Regions from separate parts of the Homo sapiens genome. Here region 1 is linked to region 2. Evidence: read pairs that join two places in POLR2A ChIA-PET (ENCODE). Cell type or tissue: Panc1. All regions are shown on one strand. Each heading gives the region's core, and the rest is flanking DNA. Links, peaks and the distances in the headings are about the cores only.

Evidence for each region. ChIA-PET counts read pairs that join two places held together with the same protein. Peaks named below come from ENCODE experiments on the same cell type or tissue, not always from the same donor. Only the 100,000 strongest peaks of a DNase experiment are listed, where the experiment ranks them.
Region 1: POLR2A ChIA-PET joins it to region 2 with 10 read pairs; 12 of 35 experiments call an interaction of 5 or more read pairs at or near these places.

Annotation. Positions count from the first base shown.
Region 1 is chr1:201,768,024-201,778,046 of GRCh38, reverse strand. The region is part of intron 7 of NAV1 (neuron navigator 1); the gene reads right to left. The region is part of intron 2 of IPO9-AS1 (IPO9 antisense RNA 1); the gene reads left to right. LOC124904483 (a long non-coding RNA gene) reads left to right here and starts at 505. Exons shown (of 2, transcript XR_007066790.1): 1 at 505-10,023. In Panc1, for the core only: a CTCF peak has its summit at 2,973; no DNase peak of the experiment used is centred there.
Region 2 is chr1:201,715,437-201,725,459 of GRCh38, reverse strand. It overlaps NAV1 (neuron navigator 1), which reads right to left. Exons shown (of 34, transcript NM_001389617.1): 7 at 6,705-7,070. The region is part of intron 2 of IPO9-AS1 (IPO9 antisense RNA 1); the gene reads left to right. MIR5191 (microRNA 5191) reads right to left here and starts at 5,952; the gene lies at 5,833-5,952. LOC124904483 (a long non-coding RNA gene) reads left to right here. Exons shown (of 2, transcript XR_007066790.1): 2 at 545-3,405. RefSeq lists enhancers at 480-981, 5,190-5,836. In Panc1, for the core only: no CTCF peak of the experiment used is centred there; a DNase peak (open chromatin) is centred at 4,052; H3K4me3 peaks cover 1,025 bases; H3K27ac peaks cover 6,441 bases.

The sequences.
Region 1 (10,023 bases), core at 1,257-9,256, 52 kb before region 2:
AAAAGGAAAATTCTGTTGTCATTACATGAGAGTTAAGCATCTCCACTGGAGATGCTCCACTGAAGAGAGCATAGTTTCTTTCTTTCTTTTTCTTCCTCTCTCTCTCTCTTTCTTTCTTTCCTCTCACTGTGTCACCCAGGCTGGAAGGCAGTGGCATAATCTCAGCTCATTGCAGCCTTCGCCTCCCAGGTTCAATTGATTCTTGTGCCTCAGCCTCCCAAGTAGCTGGGATTACAGGTATGCAATTTTTGTATTTTTAGTAGACACGGTGTTTCACCATGTTGGCCAGGCAGGTCTCCAACTCCTGGCCTCAAGTGATCCACCCACCTTGGCCTCCCAAAGTGCTGGGATTATAGGTGTGAGCCACCGCACCCAGCCCTCTTTCTTTAAACAACAACAACAACAACAACAAAAACCCACTATTACATTTGAATGGCTTGAAAAAAAAATAAAAGTTAAAGAGTGACAGAGCAAGACCTTTTGTTAAAAAAAAAAAAGGCTGGGTGCAAAACTCCTCCTTGAAGCCAGGTGTTCAAGACCAGCCTGGGCAACAAAGCAAGACCTCTGTCACTACAAACAAAACAAAAGAAATAGTACATGCTCTAATAAGGATCCAGATATTATATAAAGGAAAAAGGAAAAGTGCTCCTTTTTTGCCCTCCCATTTTTACTTCTAAGGTAACTATTATTAACAGTTTTCTGTGCATCCTTCAAAAATATCCCTATGCATATATCTTCTAGCTGTTTGCTCTCTGGATCTGCTGAATAGTTGACATTATGCGACCACACTTCATTATCCTGGCGATTCTCTATACCTGACTTAAACTGGAATCTCAGTCTTCCTCTTTGTTGTTTTACTCCTTGTTTCAGTGAAGTACCTCTTCCAGTAGGTTTCTGAAAAGGGGTGCTTTGGAAGTAAACTTCGTAAGACCTTACATGTCATAAAATGTCTTTATTCCATCTTTACATGTGAGATTTTGGGTAGCCACAGAATTCTAAGCTGAAAATATCTTCTTTCAGAATCTAAAGGCATTGTTCTATGTCTGTTTCTATTGTTGCCCTTCTGATTCTTTGTCCTTGTATGTGACCTGTTTTTTTTTGTCTCCCCTCTGGAACTTTTAGCATCTTCTTGTGCACTGAAACATCGCTAATGATGTGCCTTGGTGTGGGAGTTATTTTTTATCCATCGTATTGGGTACTTTACCGGATGCTTTGAATCTACACACTCATTACCTTCAGTTTTGAGAAATTTTATCAAAAATTTTTTGATGATTTTCTCTTCATTTTTCAGTTCTCTCTTCTAGAGTATTTGTAATTCAGTTAACAGATTTTTTGGCTGATTTTCTACATTTCTCTCTTATTTTCTAGTACCTTTAAAAAAAAACAACTCTTTTTTTTTTTTTTTTGAGATGGAGTCTTGCTCTGTCACCCAGGCTAGAGTGCAGTGGTGCAATCTGGGCTCACTGCAACCTCCGTCCCCTGGGTTCAAGCGATTCTCCTGCCTCAACCTCCTGAGTAGCTGAGACTACAGGCGCGTGCTGCCATGCCTGGCTAATTTTTTGTATATTTAGTAGAGATGGGGTTTCACCGTGTTAGCCAGAATGGTCTCGATCTCTTGACCTCGTCATCTGCCTGCCTAAGCCTCCCAAAGTGCTGGGATTATAGGCGTGAACCACCATGCCCGAACTTTTTTTTTTTTTTTTTTTTTTTTGTAGAGTCAGGGTCTCCTTATGTTGCCCAGGCTGGTCTCAAGTGATCCTCCCACCTGGGGCTCCCAAAGTGCTGGGATTACTGGCTTGAGCCAGCCTGGCTGCTAAACTCTACTTTTTGAGCAATGGCCTCAATTTTATCTTCCATCCTTTCTATTAAGTTTTTCATTTCTTCTATCACACATACATATATAGGTACACACACATATAAATATATAGACATACATATATATACACATAAATGTATGTATGGGTATTGTATATATGTATATGTATATTTTAGAGACGGGATCTTGTATTCTTACCCAGGCTAGAGTGTGGTGATGCACCATAGTTCACTGCAGCCTCAAACTCCTGGGCTCAAGTGATCTTTCTGCTTCAGTTTCCCGAGTAGCTGGGATTATAGGCGTGTGCTACCATGCCCAGCTAACTTTAAAATTTTTGTAGAGCCAGGGTCTCACTATGTTGTTCAGGCTGGTCTCAAACTCCTGGCTTCAAGCAATCTTCCCTCCTCAGCCTCCCAAAGTGCTGGGATTACAGTTGCGAGCCACTGCGCCCAGGCTTCTACCATATTTTAAATTTCCAAGGCTTCTTTAAAAAATTTTAAACAGCATACTGTTCTTTCTTTCAAGGATACAATCTCTTTTTCAACTCTCGGAGACATTCATTCACTCATTCATTTGGAGGGGCAGGTTTCCAATGTCCTTGCATAGTTTCTGGTTCCAAGTTGCTTTGTTCTGTTTGTACTGGCGGGACTTCGTGTTATAGACCTTCTGAGATGTGTGATGAAGCTTGGCTGTTTGCTTATATGGAAGACTGGGACACTCATTATAAGTTATTGAGAACCTTTGTGCACATGCAGTAGGACTTGTCAACTATGGCTTCAGTATAGGGAGATGAGATTGGACTGATTCATTTAAGTTTTTTCTCATGGGTTGGTCAGATTTCCTAGAGGTGAGTCTTCCAAACTCCAGCCTGCAGCATGTAAGACCAGCATTCTACGAGCTGAGTTAGAGAAGAGCCTGGAGCTTTCAACATTCAATATGCAAAGTTTTATTTATTCCCCTCTCCCTTGTTTTAGTTTAAAATCTATGCCCTCACTTGTGTCAGGAGTCCACCAGTCCAGAGACTACCTGTTTTACTCTCTCCAGAAAATGTCTCCAGTCTTCTGTTAATGGAGGGAAAGGGCTCCCCCTTTGGGAGCAGATGGAGGGGAATGGAGGGGAGAATCTGAGAGTCTAAGTGTTTTTTCTATAAATTTTCAACCAGTCCTCTTGTTTTTAGACTTACCTCTTCCCCTATTAAACCTACCTGATGCCACCAATTATGAAGCTTTTTGAGGATTCTGGGGTGCAAATTGAGTTGCTGCCCCACTTCCTCCACTGCTGGCTCAGGATTCGACTTTAAGTCTGATCCACCAGTTCATACTTGCCAGTCTGATTTCCAGCTTCCCATGATCTCATCACTATTATCTCTTTCTTCTCCTATTCTTTGTCTTTGTGGTTTTATGACTTATGAAAAGAAAAACGCTTTATTTTCATTTAACTTTTGTGGTAGTTGTGAAATATGTGAAATATATCCTAAGTGACTCTTTTGGATAAGATATCCTGATGGGTAGCCTTTGAGTAGAGAGAGGTGACGAGACATTAGCTTTGGAGTTCCAAAGTCAAATTACACAGAGGCAGAAGAAACCATCTAGATAATATTTTTTTTGAGATGGGGTCTTGCTATGTTGCCCGGGCTGGTCATGAACTCCTGGGTTCAAGTGATCCTCTTGCCTCAGCCTCCCAAAGAGCTGGAATTACAGGCATGAGCCATTGCACCTGGGCTAGATGATTTTTTTTGAAGACTCAAGAGCTGTGGGAGAAAAAAGGCTGGATGGACACTGTCCATCCTGAAACATATGACTGGTTGAGGTGTAAGAATAGAATGTCTTTAGAAGAGTTTGCAAATTTTACAGTTCATCAGTCAGAGTACTGCAAAGCAACTGCCTGGTCACTCAAGATAGCAGGGAGAAAGGAAGGCAGCTTAAATATGGCATCAAAAAGAATAAAGTAAAGAGGACAGGGCTCAGAGTTATGCAGGGCTACTGCATCTGTTGTTTGGCAGAAAGAATTTCTTTGCTCACTCTAAGCTGGATTTTGCTGTCTCCCTCCCATTTCTCTTTATATTTGTTTCTCACATAGATCTCAAGTACAGAAAAGAGAGCTGGGCAACAACAAGCTAGGCCTAAATTCACGAGGAGGTGAAAACAACAAAGAATGCAGAGACCTCAATAACCCTGTATAATCTAATCTACAAATCCAAACAACCACCAACAGGCTACTGATGTACGACAGAAATGGTGTCAAAAGTTTTTATTTGGGGCGAGTTCTTATAAGAACAATGGCACTTTGTCATTTTCATCTACCCCCAGAACAGAGAGGAAATGAGTCTGAATGAGCATATGAGAGATTGAGTCAGATATAACAGGACAATGAAGATGAAGAACCTTGTCAACGGATATTTCAAGGGAGCTATAACAGATTATAGAGGTAAATTAAAGAACTTTCTCCATGGGATACTTATTTTCCCACTTACTATTCTCCTCATATCATCTAGTCTACCCTCCAAAATTTACACGTCTCATTCCCTATTTCCACTAAAAAGCATCACCTTTTCCCCTCATTGCTCTATCAAAAACTTAGGTATGTCTTCAACTCCTTTTTCCTCCCCCTCCTCATCAAGACTGTAACACATCATTGATTGTATTACCACTTTCCTTTCAAATCTGTCTCTTCCTTTAACTTTCCCCTGCCTTTGCTCTGGTTCAGAGCCTAATGTCCTCTCACTTGAGCCACTGTGAAAGACTTCTTATCAGTTCTACTCCTCCCTCCCTCTAACATGCACTGAATATAATCAGAAGCCTAATCACCCAAAAGTGTGGCACTTAGCAAAACCTTCATTAGCTCTCTGTTACTGACATGATAAAATAAAAATTCTGCAGCCTGGCTGGGCATGATGGTTTACACCAGTAATCGTAGCACTTTGGGAGGCTGAGGAGGGAGGATTGCTTAAGGCCAGGAGTTTGAGACCAGCCTGGGCAACATAGTGAGACCCTGTCTCTGTGTATTTTTTAAAAAACATTCTACAGCCCATTTATCAAGATTATTCATGAGCCATCATTAATGTAGTATAGTGATTAAGAGCACAGATGTTGGAGCCAGACTACCTGAGTTTAATCCCTATAAACTCTGCCTAGGGTTAAATTCAACTTCAATTGAGCAAACAGTCATCAAGCTCCTAGTATTTTTTTTTTTTTTTTTGAGATGGAATCTTGCTCTGTCGCCCAGGCTGGAGTACAGTGGCATGATCTCGGCTCACTGCAAGCTCCGCCTCCCAGGTTCATGCCATTCTCCTGCCTCAGCCTCCCAAGTAGCTAGGACTACAAGCACCCGCCACCACGCCCGGCCAATTTTTTGTATTTTTAGTAGAGACGGGGTTTCACCGTGTTAGCCAGGATGGTCTCGATCTCCTGACCTCGTGATCCACCCGCCTTGGCCTCCCAAAGTGCTGGGATTATAGGCATGAGCCACTGTGCCCGGCCCAAGCTCCTAGTATTTATAATGCATGGTATCAGTTGCTATGGGCATTCAAAATAAGTGGCTATCCAGAATGAGCGTATAACCCAAGGATGGAGAAAGGTGTATAAATGAAATAAATCCATGACAGAGGTATAGACAACATACATAAAGCAATACAGAGGAAGGAATGATTTCATCTCCAATAAAATCCAGAAATATGACTTTACCATGTTACAATACTGATAAACATAATGCTTTATCCACTTTTCTCCACTCCCATCCCACTCCTACTTCCTATGTTCCCCAGGATTCCTATTAGGTGACCAGCTGTCTTGCCTAATTTCCTTTTAGAAATACAGACCTGCATGAGGAGCCGGTCCTCACACCACTATGCAGTGATCTGTGTGCTGCTGAAGTCTCTGGAGTCCTGGCATTATCCCAGGGATCTGACATCAGTGGACATAAGCCCTATCTGTTCATATTTCACATAGGCATTTTCCATTTCCAGATCAAATGCCAAGTCTTCCATGAGGCTTTCCATGATCCTCCTTGCCAGAAAAATCCCATTCTCTTTTATGTTTCTACAGACATATCTATACTTCTGTTAGAGTGGTCTGCCTTGAAATAGTTATGTCCACACATCTTTTCACTAGACTATATTTCCCTGAAGGTTAGGATTAAATCTTATGCTTCTTCGTACCCCTCATACAATATCTTGTATACAGTGGGCACTCACTCATTGCTTATATGAAAACAAGAATGCATAACTTCAGGAAAAAGGTTAAGATTTTGGAGCTGCTATTTATATATTCTCCAAGAATAACTAGTAATTTGTTTATAAATGTAATCCTTGCTTTGGGGTTGGGGGAATTTATTAACATTCTCTTTTTAGAACTTTCAGTACTCTGCTGAAATTCCCTATCTATACAAAAATGTAATTCACCTTTTCTACTGGATCCTTAAACATATTTATAAAAAGGATTTTACAATCCTTGTCTGTTAGTTTCAACATATGGCTCATCTGTGGATCTGCTTCTATTGACTATTTTTTCCCTCAGTCTTATTTTTTCTGCTTCTTCCTGAGTCTTGTAACTTTTTATTTTATGCCAGATGTTGTGTGTAAAAGTGTGGCAATAGGTATATCCAGAAAAGGACATGTCCCTTCCGCTGTTAGGCTGCTAGGATTGAGAGCTGAGTCAGTCTAGCCTGTCATAGAGCCAGGTTTGGGCTCTGTTATAGGTCAGTTCACCAGTTTTTTTTTTTTTTTTTTTTTTCTAGACGAAGTCTTGCTCTTGTTCCCCAGGCTGGAGTGCAATGGTGTGGTCTCGGCTCACTGCAACCTCCGCCTCCCGGGTTCAAGCAATTCTCCTGCCTCAGCTAGGATTACAGGTGCCTGCCACCATGCCCGGCCAATTTTTGTATTTTAAGTAGAGATGGAGTTTCGCCATGTTGGCCAGGCTGGTCTTGAACTCCTGACCTCAGGTGACCTGCCTGCTTCAGCCTCCCAAATCACCAGATGTTTTTTTTTTTTTTTTTGAGACGGAGTCTCGCTCTGTCGCCCAGGCTGGAGTGCAGTGGCGGGATCTCGGCTCACTGCAAGCTCTGCCTCCCGGGTCACCAGATGTTTTGAGGGCAGGATCAGGACTGTCCTTTCAGTAGCACTTAAGATCTGATCATAGTGAGTCCCCAGAGATCTCTCTATGCCATCCAGCCCAGCTGCCAGCTTTGGGCTGCTGTGGAGTTCTCTGCACTCTTGGTGAGCCACTTCTGTGCATTCAATGAAGGATTTTTGTGCTTTGGAGGGGGTCTTTCTCTACCCTCCTGCCCTGTTCTCAGGTTCCACTGTACTGTACTGTACTGCTGCTGTATAATCAGTGAAGGTCCTGTGTACATTGGGTGGGGGCAGGGATCTTTCTCAGATTTCTGTCCTGCCCTTAGCCATCAGCTTGCTGCCACTGTGTACTCAGTGAAGCCCTCATGAGAACGATTTAGGGGTAGGTGGGTACTTATTTGCTCTATAATTAGGGCTCCTTATGGCCAGCCTACATGTGGCCTTCAAAAGTTTGTAGGAAATTCAGCTATTTTCTCCTTATCCTCATCTATGGTGGGTTTGCTCCTCTTAGCCATACCCTAGGAGGAAAACAGCCATGTATTCCATCTCTCCTAGGAATGGCTCTTCTCTTTCTGGAATTTAGTTCAATTAGAGTACTTTGCATCCTTAGATATCTGTATTTTTAAAAAGTTATGTTTGTTGCTTATCCAGCTTAGCCTTGTTGTTAAGATGAGAGTGATAGTGTAGGACACTATACGATTCCCTTCAATAAATTAGCCCCTTGAGTGCTCTTAGAATAAATAAAGCCCTTCATCTAGGGCTGCTAAGAATGGCAACTGATTCCTCCTCTTGTTTTCTTGCCCACTTCCTAGCACTGATACCATAGTCTAAGGAACACTCTGATGCATCCATCTCCTCTGTAGGATGAAAAGAGGGACTGTGGAGAGGCCAGCTCAACTGAACACTGCTCTGTTTGTGTCTGTGCAGACACGTGGCAATGCATGGGGCAGGAAACACTCCTCCCCTCTGGGAAAAGCACCAACACTAACGTAGTTCTTGGCTAGGATTGGCTACCCCTCCCAGACTTCTCTCACACCGTCTGCTCCCCACATTTTAGGCCCAGCTATTCCATGGAACTTGAATAGCCAAGGGAGCCTGCAGGCAGCCAGAGGGCCAAGGGTGTGGGCTAACTAACTGGAAGAGTGGACCAGCTTGTGACTACATAGGAAAAAATCCTTATTGCTTCTGTAGCACAGCATGGTTCTTAAAAGTCAGACTTGAACACTGAATCTGTTCTTCTGTCCAGAATATATATGCCTTGCGAATCAGTAACTATTTCTCTATTTACTACTTAATGCATAAGAGCTGTATACATGGAACTCTACTTTCTCTTCTGAGAGTGGAGAAATATCTGCGGTACAATAGGCTGGTTTTAACAGCTGAGAGTTTTCTTTTTTTTCTTTTTCTTCTCTTATAATTATTTTTACTTCCAGTAGAGTTTATGGAATTGGAAGCCTAGGGGATACCTAGGACTTCTTGCTTCCTCATATAGGAAAGAGAATAACTAACTTTATCATCTAAACTGGAAACAGGTTCCAAGACAGCAGGAAGCTATTTGGCCACAAAATGTACCCTACTTCATGGAAACAAATCCCCAAATCAATCATGAAAAAAAGCCAGACTCAGAGTTGGAGGGCTTTTCAGTCCCCATCACTATACCAACTAGGTATGCACTGTATTCTATCAAATATACAAACATCAAATGGGGCAGAGCGGTAAAAGAGCATCAATAATCACAACTCTTGATATTGTCTCACTTGCTAGAGTTGATGGATGGTGACCTAGGTTAGGCAGTGAAATAGACAACAGTGACAAAGTGTGAATTTGACCCAGGGACTGAGAGTAATCTGAAAACCAAGATAAGTAGGAGGCTAGCAAATGTGATGAGCCCAGTTCTAGGTTTGCCAAGGGCTAGAATGTCTATGGATCAAAATAAAAAGAACATTTTTCATAGTGCAAGTGTTTTAGATAAGGCTGTCATTAGATGGTTCTGCAGCCAGCGATATCTCATGACATTTGCCCCTGATACTCAAATTATTCTTGATAATTTTAAGGAGACAGGGCAAAGAGCACATAAAGCTGGAAGTGGAATCAGTCCAAGTTAGAATTAAATACATACAGACTCAAAACTAATCTGTCCTCTTGAAGAGGCTAACCTTATTGGCTAGAAATGGACTGAGCTGATCTCAAAGAATACACTACTATAGACCAGAATGCATTCCTAATATTTGCTCTAGTCTTGAAATTTTCCATAGCTTTCTTGGAACTACACCAGATTAAAGCTAAGATATAGCTTTCCTTGCTTGCTACTTTAAGAATACTCTTGCTATCTATGATAAAATGTATTATGTTAAACCACGTGAAATTGCCAATCTTATAGGTAAAAAATTGGTCAAACCTGGGCACTTTCATATGATTCAACATCAAATATATTTATTTTTGTGTTTGGTCTACACTTTAGCACTTGTTTGCTACAAAACTGTGGTTGTGGATTCTAAACTCTTTTTTTTTTTTTTTTTTTAATTGAGACAAGATCTCACCTTGTCACCCAGGCTGGAGTACAGTGGTGTGATCTCAGCTTACTGCAGCCTTGACCTCCTGGGTTGAAGTGATCCTCCTGCTTCAGCTCCCCAAGTAGCTGGGACTACATGTGCGCACCACTGCGCCTGGCTAATTTTTTAATTTTTTGTAGACACAGGGTTTCACCATGTTGCCCAGGCTGGTTCCAAACTACTGAGCTCAAGCGATCTGCCTGCCTTGGACTCCCAAAATGCTAGGATTACAGGCATGAGCCACCATGCCTGTACTTACTCTTTTTTTTTTTTTTTTCTCTGAGACGGAGTTTCACTCTTGTTGCCCAGGCTGCAGTGCAATGGCGCAATCTTGGCTCACCACAACCTCTGCCTCCCAGGTTCAAGTGATTCTCCTGCCTCAGCCTCCCAAGTAGCTGGGATTACAGGCATGTAATTACCACCACACCTGACTAATTTTTGTATTTTTAGTAGAGATGGGGTTTCACCATGTTGTCCAGGCTGGTCTCGAACTCCTGACCTCAGGTGATCCGCCTCCCTCAGCCTCCCAAAGTGTTAGGATTACAGGCATAAGCCACCATGCCCAGCTGACTTAAACTCTTAATAGG
Region 2 (10,023 bases), core at 1,051-9,050:
CTTTTAGATTTGAAGTCCTTTCAGGAGAGAAACTGAGTTTCCTTCCTGAACTTGAATGTTGGGTCCTCCCGAGGATGGCCCCCTACTGCTCTCTGCTTCTATCCTTGGGTTCCATGAGCAAAAACTAGGCCTGGCCCAGCTGTCCCGCTAGGCGGGATTCCTAAAGACCTACCAGGAAACAGAGAAGGCAAAGGCAGAAGAAGACATAAGAAGTGGGACAACTCTACTCCTTGTCCATTCAAATTCAAAAGGGGTCTCTTCTCTTTGTACAAACCACATAAACCCAGTGCTCATTGCAAGAGAATTCTTATCGATGAGGGTGGCTGGGTTGGGTATCTTGAGGTCTGAGAGTCAGACATGAGCCAAGTGGGAGGGCAGTGAATGCAGCTCCTTCTCAGGAGGGTAGCTGCAGAGGCTGGGGCCCTGTCAGCAAGGCTGGAAGTGTCTCTTTAAGGCTTGAGCTCGCTGATTCTGGGAGCACAGAGCCAGCCTGGGAGAAGGCAGGGGCCTACAGTTTATTTTATTTGACATTTTTCAACGTCAGGACACTTCAGAGCCAAAGAGGAAACGAATCCCATCTGTTCTGAGCCCCCAAGCACAGTTCAAGAGGACAGGCTGGGGAGTGGAGGAAGGGGCGGTGAAGAGAAAAATAAGAAGACTGGAACATCCAGCCACACACGGAGGGCAGGAAGCCACCTGATGAGAGAGCCAGGGTGTGGCAGAAGTCGCCAAGGAATCCTTCTGTTCCCGACACACGCCTACAGCACTCGCTCAAGATGGAGCCTGCTGACTCTGTCTAAGGCCCTGTGGCCCTTGGCATAGGTTTCAGGACAGCAGTCCTGTCAGGGCTGTGGACCTCACACCTCTATGTAATGTGAAGGGCACCCTCTGGAGTTGTGGGACTTGGCAGTAGTGTTACTGCACTGGCCTGCAAGTCCCCATCCATTACTGCCACCCAGCTCAGACACAGCTCACCCATTCACATACACAAAAATGGACACATTGAGAGGGAAACCCACATTAAAGTAGGGAGAAGATGGAGGGCCCTCTGACCTCCTCCCATCAGGCACGTGTGCCTCCTCTACTCAGTGCCTGCATCCACCTCTGTATGGGTACCCATCCTCTATTCCCCTCCCACTCCAATGGATGCCAGGGATGGAAGGACAGATGGCTGTGAAACTTATCTTCTTATTTAGATTAAATTCCAGACTTTCCTATTTTTAGAAAAACAAATTCCTTTTGTATTTCCAAGTGGTAAAAATGGCCCGAGCTGTCATCTAGGACAGTCAGCAGCCAACTCAAAGTTGTCTGCAGTGTCATGATTTGGATATTACCCTGGCGAGACTACTTCTAGTGTCAAGCGGGTGATCAGTCTAGGTGCCAAATTTTAAGAGGGTCATTGACGTCCTGAGAGCTTCCAGAGGAGGGTGACCAGGACAATGAAAGGTTCGAAAAACTGGGTCATTGAAAAAAGTACTGAAATAAGCTAGGGACTTTTTCTTTTTCTTTTTGGTCTAGAGAATATTTGAGCTATATTAAGAACATGTTGAAATATTTGGATGAAGAGTTACACCCTTATTCTATTTTTCCCAGATGACAGAATTTGAATCAATAGGTAGAAGTTACAGCGAAACAGATTTCAGTTGAATATTTAGAAACTTTCTTATAACTTAATTCTGTATGATATGGAATAAGCTTCCCATCACTGTGCCTATGCAAGCCAAGGATGAAAGACTGTCTGTCAGGGATACTGTAGATAAGATTATTGTACTAGATAGGAACATGGACTAGTCTAAAATTACTGAGAAGCTTTAGAAAAATGTGGCTTTCTGGGTAGCAGAGATTCTGCATTGGTAAGTCTGAGGCTTAGAATTTGTATTTCCAAAAAACCCCATCAGCTATAAAACTCTCAGAAGAAAACGTAGGGGAAAAGCTGCATGGCGTTAGATTTTGCAGTGATTTCTTAGATATGACACTCAAAGCATAGCCAACAAAAGAAAAAAACAGATAAAATGGATTTCATCTAAATAAAAAGCTTTTGTGCATCAAAGGATACATCTACAGAATGAAAAGGAAACCCAATACACAGAATGAAAGAAAATATCTCCAAATCATACATGTGATAAAAGGTTCATATCTAGCATATATAAAGAACTCTTAACACTCAAAAAGAAATTAAACAACACAATTTAAAAATGGGCAAAGGACTTGAATAGATATCTCTCCAAAGAAGATGTACAAATAGCTAATAAGTACATAAAGCTGCTCCATATTACTAATCACTACAGAAATCAAAACCACAATGAGATAACCACTTCGCCTCCATCAGGATGGGTTTTTTCTTTTTTTGAGTTGGAGTCTCGCTCTGTCGCCCAGGCTGGAGTGCAGTGGTGCAATCTCGACTCTCTGCAACCTCCGCCTCCTGGGTTAAAGCAATTCTCCTGTGTCAGCCTCCCGAATAGCTGGTATTACAGGCACGCACCACCACGCCAGCTAGTTTTTGTAGTTTTGGTAGAGATGGGGTTTCACCCCACACCAGTTGGCCGGACTGGTCTCCAACTCCTGACCTCAAGTGATCTACCCAACCCAGCCTCCCAAAGTGCTGGGATTACAGGTGTGAGCCACCGCGCCTGGCCAGGATGGCTACTATAAATACAAACAAAACAGAAAATAGTAAATGTTGGGGAGAATTCGGAGAAATTAGAACCCTCATTCATTGCTGGTAGAAATATCAAATGGTGCAGCCATTGTGGAAAACGGTATGGTGGTTCCTCAAAACAAACAAACAAACAAACAAACAAAAAACACATAGAATTACCATATGATACAGCAATTCCATTTCCAGGTATATACCCAAAAAGAACCGAAAGCAGGGACTTGAATAATATTTGGACACTAATTTTCAGAGCAACATTCTTCACAATAGCCAAAAGGTGGTAACAACCCATGAACAGATGAATGGGTAAACAAAATGTGGCGTATACCTACAACAGAATAGAGTTCAACCTGAAAAAAGAATGAAATTCTAACGCTACAACATAAATGCTCCCTGATGACATTATGCTAAGTAAATAAGCCAGTCATTAAACAACAACAACAACAAAGACTGTATGATTCCACTTATATGGGTTACCTAGAGTAGTCAAATTCATAGAGACGAAAAGTAGAATGGTGGCTCCCAGGAGCTGAAGGGAGGAGGAAAGGGTAGCTACTGTTTAATGGGTACAGTTTCTCTTTGGGGAGAAGACAGAATTCTGGAGATGGACGTGATGATGGTTACACAGCAGTGTGAATGTACTGAATGCCACTAAACTGTACACTTTAAAATGGTTAACATAAAATGGTAAATTTTATGTTATATATATATAACCACAATTTTTAAAAATAAATCCTTTTTAAAAAACATGTATGATTATTCTGGTAGCAGCATCAGAGTCACTTTCTTCCTTCTAGTTTGCTGACTTCAGTTTGAAGAATTTGCCTTCTTTGGTTTGCTGACTAATGACCTGAAAGGGGCCTGGTCACTGGAGGGAGTAGGGAGAGCTGACTTGAGACTGAACAGGGGCTTGGGAAGAGCCGTCAAAGGGATGATCCCCCCGCAGATAAACAGAGTGTGGAGAAAGCGCCAGAATTACTGTCATCTTTTATGGCTCACTCGGATAGCTTGGAGCCGATTATGTCACCCAGTGGGGAAAGATCAGCTTTTCTGCTGGCCCAGTGCTGGGAGCTCTTGGGAGGTGGGAAAGTAAATTGCAGTGGGCCGAGGCTGATGGGTGGGCAGGGGTGTCGCAGTGTGGAGGGAAGCGCTGAAGCTATCCCTACAGGGAACAGTCCTACCCCTTTAATGACTAGAAAAACAGTTTTTTAAGAAATAGGACATTTTCTAAATTATAACATCTAGATGGAAACCACAGTGGGGATGAGAAGACCAACAGGAGGCTGAGCAACGACAGCTCAGGTTTGCATGTTCACTTAAAGAGTCGCTGGAATCCAGGTTGCCCTGTTACTAATTAAAACAACAACAACACTTAACCATGAAAACCCATAATCGAGGAGTGACTGTTTACATTAAATTACTGGGGATTATAAGTTGATTCCCTTCAACTCTGACTTCTCAGATGGCCATGTTTACAGTCCCAGCAGGGAAGTTAACAAACTCGTGTTAAGGGTTACTGCTAACTGAAGGTTGACCATAAAAAATGCATGTGAAATGATCTTGTAAACTAGCATCACAGTTTACAGGAAGGTCCACTTTATGGATATTGCCATGCCAACAATTGATTCTGTGTTCCCCATGCAAACTCCAGGCTTCCCAAGGCTTACAGCTGGGGGCTGTGCAGGGAAGGCAAGTTCTTATTCATGCTAGTCTCGGTGAACTCTAATTTTTAAAAAATGGATTCGGGAACACACATCCTGTCCAGAGGAAGGAGGATAAAGCAAGGGTGTTAGAGGGGGGATAAAGGGGGTCTTTCCTACCCTTTCCCCCTGCATTCCATGCCCCCACAGCCTATTATCTATGCCCCTGGGATTGACCAGCTGCTACTAGATCTGTCTTTGCTGCTGATGCTGAGTAAGTGGGACTCTGGTCAGACTACACACCCCTGACGGTAAGAATCATGTCTCTCCATCAGTCTGGGACTCTAATAACAACAAAAATAATATAGCAACAAAAATAATAGCTATCATTTAGTGAGCATTTACAATGAGCCAGGAATTATTCTAAGTACTTTACATATATTAACCCATTGAATCCTCATCAGAACCCTGAGATAAGTTCTACTGTTATCTGCATTTGACAGATAGACAAATGAAAGAAAGCCTGGGGAGGTGAACCAGTTTGCTCAAGCTCATACAGCTAGTTAAGAGCCGGAAGTCCTGCCACCTTCCTCAGACTGCGACGTCTCCAAGCAGGGCTCCTGTACCTTGCAACACTTGGGGTATTTTCTGCCATGGCCATCAGGTGGGTTGGTGGGGTGAAGGGCTCTCAGAGGGATCTCGTTTCCATCAGTTTGGGAGCTGTGCTGGGCAGGGGCCCCGTCACCTCCATCAATCTGGGAGCTGTGCTGGGCAGGGGTCCTATCACTTCCCCTGTCTGGAAGCTCCCTAGGGTCTAGGGCTATGGTTCTTCTAACACATGGGGGACTTTCTAAAGACTCAGCCCCGCAGGGCTTGTGCCACCCTCTGCACCCTCCTGGGATTCTCAGAGGAGGGCAGTGACCTGACACTTCCTCAGGCAGTCCCTGGCAGCTTCCTAGGGCAGAGGCTGTGTGGAGCAGCTCCTCACACACCTTGGCTCTCCTTCCTGCCCAGCACAGGCCTCTGACCACAGAAGGAGCTCAGGATCTGTGCACTGCATGGCTTTTCTCTGGTCCCAGCTCCAGGCTGGTGGATCTGAGCGTGAGCGCGAGGTTGGGCTGGCCCCTGGGATTTAACAGGCAGTAAACAACTCCATTCATGCGTCAGTTGTTTTGCTCCAGAGCAGCCTCATCAGCTGGACAAGCCCTAACCAGATCCCTCCAAGTTCTCTGCAGGGGTGGAGATGGGGGTGGGGAACAGTGGATGGCCTGGAGCTTGGCTCTCGTCTTTTCCGAGGAGAGGCTACTTTCCACTCCCTTGAAGTCTGGGATTTTTATTGGGGAGAGGCAGGCCCTGGCAGTAAGATATTAAGTCCCTGAGAAGGAAGGGAAGGGATGCTGCTGCTACTTGTATGGCCCCTTGGCGGAGGAGGGCACCAGCAAACCAAGAAGGGAGAGTGAAAGTGGCAGTAGGCTAAGAGGTGCTCCAGAGAAGCTTCCAGAACCACTGCCTCTCTCCTGTCTCTGGGCTTGGAAGAGTTGGCCAGGATCCCCCTAAGCGCCCAGCACTTCATTCTTCCTATCCTCTCTTCTATCCTCCCAGACCAGGAGAGGACAGCAAGAATGAAGTGCTGGGGGCTTGGGGTCCTGGCCAACTCTTCCAAGGTTGGAAGGCATAGGCACAACTCTGTCAATTAAGGCAGAAAAATATAAGAAGATGAGGGTCCCTGCAGGGCAAAAGGCAGGAAAGAAGGATTTGACACGCTGGGTAGGGATTAGGAAGTTGCATGATTGGTAGAAGGTTTGCACAGGAAGAAACCCAAGGAGCAGACACTGAGGACCACAGGGGTCGGATAGGGAACTGAGGGGTTACGAACCCCTGGCAAAGGAAGTGGAGCTACTGCTGCTACTCACTGTTTGACTAGCGATTTCACCCACAAGCTCTCATTTTCTCTTCTTAGGTAGACAGATACGATGTTAATAACCTTTTTGGTTTTTTTTTTTTTTGCAAATGGGAAAGCAGATTTAGTTGTCCAGGGTCTACACAGAGTTCGCATAAGAGCTGGGAATAAAATGCTTTTCCAAGGCTCTTTGAGCCAGTTTATTGAGGGCAAAGAGCCAGGGAGGAGGGTGACAGAATGACAGCCACAGAGACCAATGAGAGGGAGGCGCCTTCATTGACCAATCAGCTCCTTGGATGTAGGCCCTGCCTACACCACACCCAAGTCTAGAATAAACCACATCGAATTTCAGAGGCAATCACAAAGTGTACACAGCACACTTTTGTGTACTTTCATAGCAGCACAGCAAACCAAAACCCGTTTTGGGTTCCACTCCACTTTTAAGGCGTCGCATCCCAGTGGTCTTTCCACCATCCTCCCCCGCCATCCAAGAAGCCCCTGCGCTTACCCGGTAGTGATGTCATCATCCTCCGTCATGGTCTTGCCCATGAGGTCACTGTCGCTCATGTAGCCGGACTTGAGGTCCACCTCATCCGAGTCCAGGGATTCGACCAGCTCCAGGCGGGAGATATGGCTGAGCTTGCTGGGGCTGCGCATGGGCATGGTGTGGGAGTAGTGGGCCCGTTCGCCGTGCATGTACCAGGCGGGCGTCCCCTCCGAGCGGCAGCTCCCACCCACAGAGGGCGCGTCACCAGCCTGCAGCCGCGGACTGGACTGGCCATAGCGCCATGACAGAGGGGACGAGCGGTTGGAGAGGCTGGACACGCTGCGTGGGTTGGCATCATCGCTGTCGTAGCAGGTCATCTCCAGGGAGCTGGGTGGAGAGCAGAAGGCACTACTTAGTCCTTGGCACAGCCGCCGTGTGCCCTGTCCCCTCACATGCACCCCAGCAATGCCTCCCCTCCACCCACAGGCCCTGTCACCTCCTCCCCACCTGCCCAAGCTCCACCTCCTCCATGAGGCCTCTGGTTGTGTGTTACCTTTGTGATACGTTATCTGTTTGACAAAGGAAATGATCTTAATTAAGTGGCTAGGGAAGAAATCCTGTATACTGTTAAGACCCTAGATTGTGTAATATGACCTAGGTTTGAATTCTTTTTTGGTATTGGTTAGTAAAGGAGCCCAAGGAAAGTAAATAACTAAAGCTTCAGTTTCCCCATCTGTACAATGGGGATAATGGCATAACATCTACCTTATAGAGTTGTAAGGATCACATATGTACAGACAGAACACAGTGCCTGGTATATGGAAGGGGTCAACAGACCTGGAGGCAAGTGGGAGAGACTGGTCACTTGAGCTTAGAAGGCCTTGGTCATTTTGTTAATGGTGTGTCCATCACCTCTCTTCTAGTAATTAGCTGAGGGCTAGCTGATTCCCAAACATCATATATAGGAAAGCTGAAGTAGAGTGCAGAGAGTATAGGAAAAGCTTTGGGAATCTGGGATGTATGGCAGGTCCCCAGTAAGACTGGTCCAAGCCACAGGCCTAGGGCAGCAGGGGAAATAAGCCTCCCCAGAGAATAGAAGCAGCCTTAACTGGACAAAGGAGAGGACACAGGGAACCAGACATGGGGGTGAAGCCAAATGTCCAGAGTCTCAAGCCTCAGGCCCTGCTAGACCAGGCCAAGGGAGCAATGCCCAGGTGAGTGCTGGATGGCCTGAGACTAGGGGAACCTGGGGGACTAGGGAAGGAGATAGGGCCAGGCGGGCTGCAGAGAGGAAATACAACTGGAATCTGGTTGAAGGGGTGGCTTGGACTTGGGTTCAGGCTGAGACCCATAATTCCATCTAGCCTAGCAGTGGGGCCAGCCCAAATCAGCCTCAGGCAGGGTCTCCATAACTTATCCTAATTAAGCCAGACAGGACTAAGTAAGCGAAACGGGGTTTGGTGGCCAAGAAAGCTGGGGCAACTGAGGCAATCTGTGGCTGGACATGAGTTACATGAGCCCAAGCAATCACTGCTCTGTGAACACATCCATTGCTTAGCCACTTTGGGGGCTGGAATGGGAGTGGGACATTGATTTTTCCATTCTGGTTTCTATCAAGTTCCTTGAAAAGAAGAAAAATTTCCAAAGTTGTCTCTATTGGACCTGAGAAAATACGGTCTTATTTTCTAACCAGCAGAACTTGAGGGATCCAAACGCTCTTGAAACTGAGTGTGCTGGGGTCCTGGCAGTAGTCCTGTGGGCAAGATGGGGGAGGCCCTGGCCAGTCAGGGCAATCAGTGGCAGCTGCTTCTGGCCCTCTGGAGGGCTTCCTGACCGTGTCCATGCCCAGCGGCTCCCCTCCTGGCCCTGCCAACTCTTTTTACTTATTTACTTATTTTTGAGACAGGGTCTCACTCTGTTGCCTAGGCTGGAGTGTAGTGGTGCAAACACGGCTCACTGCAGCCTTGACCTCCCGAGCTCAAGTGACCCTCCTGCCTCAGCCCCAAAGTAGCAGGGACGACAGGCACACATGAGCACATCTGGCTAATTTTTGTATTTTTTATAGAGATGGGGTTTTGCCATGTTGTCCAGGCTGGTCTTGAACTCCTGAACTCAAGCAATCCTCCCACCTCGGCCTCCCACAGTGCTGGGGTTACTGGCGTGAGCCACTGCACCCTGCTTCTGGCAGCCCTTTAGGAACCCCTTTGTGTTCTGCAGCTCTGCCTCATACAGTGTCTTGTTTCGGCTTCTAATTACTGTGGACCTAGACATCACATCTCCTTGGACAGAAACCGATGTGCCCCGAAGCCAGAGACTGTAGTGATGGTGCGACTTTGTCTGCCTTGCTCACTCACCACGGTATTTCAGCACTTTGCATGGCACCTGGCCTAGAGCTGGTGCTCTAGAATGAATCAAAGAGGAGCAAACCCACGATGGATGTGTGAGTAAAAAGCAAGGAAGTTCTCATCAGAAAACTCAGTCCAGCGCCCTGTGCAGTAAGTGCTTGATAAAAGCAAGCTGACCTTGACCATGGGATGAGACAGGGGAGGAAGAGGATGATGCTAACCATACTAAGAGGGTGGCGGGGATCTCCAGGGAAGCTGGTTTGGGTAGTTAGCCTACACCATGGTTATATACTAGTGTGGGAGTGAGGGCTGCACTCAGCATCTGGGTTCCTCAATTCTATTCCTGGCCTGCCCCTGTTTAGTTATTTGTACTAAAATTGCCTCTTCCCCTATTCCACAGCTCTCTCTTTTTTTTTCAGTTCCCCCAAACACATCTCTAGACATCTCTAGACTTAAGCTTGGTGAGGGGGATTCTAGCTCAGATCCTCAGTTCTTGAATTCCAGCCCTGCACCCACCCTTCAGGCTTGCCTTTCTCTGGGGAGGACACAGTTTCATTTCCTCTCCAGCCACAGTCTGACCCAGACTCTCCTCGCTGGGGGAAATGAACCAGTAGAAATTGAGGAAGCAGCACAGGAGTAAAGGCTTCTGAAAAGGAATGGAATCCAGTTATCCTGGGAGTTCCTGGGTGAAAACAGCCTTGCAGGAAGCACACACTGGACCATAAGCTCCGAGGATGAAGCTTGTGTGTGTTCTGGGGAGCCAGTGCCCAGCGCTGTGCCTGGCACACAGCTGGCATGGGTTCTGAGCATGCAGAGTACAGAACCTACCCTCATCAGCCAGCGTGACTCTGGCAGGTGCCTCCCTGCCCCCAGCCTCATTCTCTAACCCAGGGAGTATGTATATATCCTGTCTACTTCCAGGGCTAAGGGAAGGGCTCATTGATAGAAAGCCCTTTAAAAAGTAAAAGAGCCGGCAGGGCGTGGTGGCTCACACC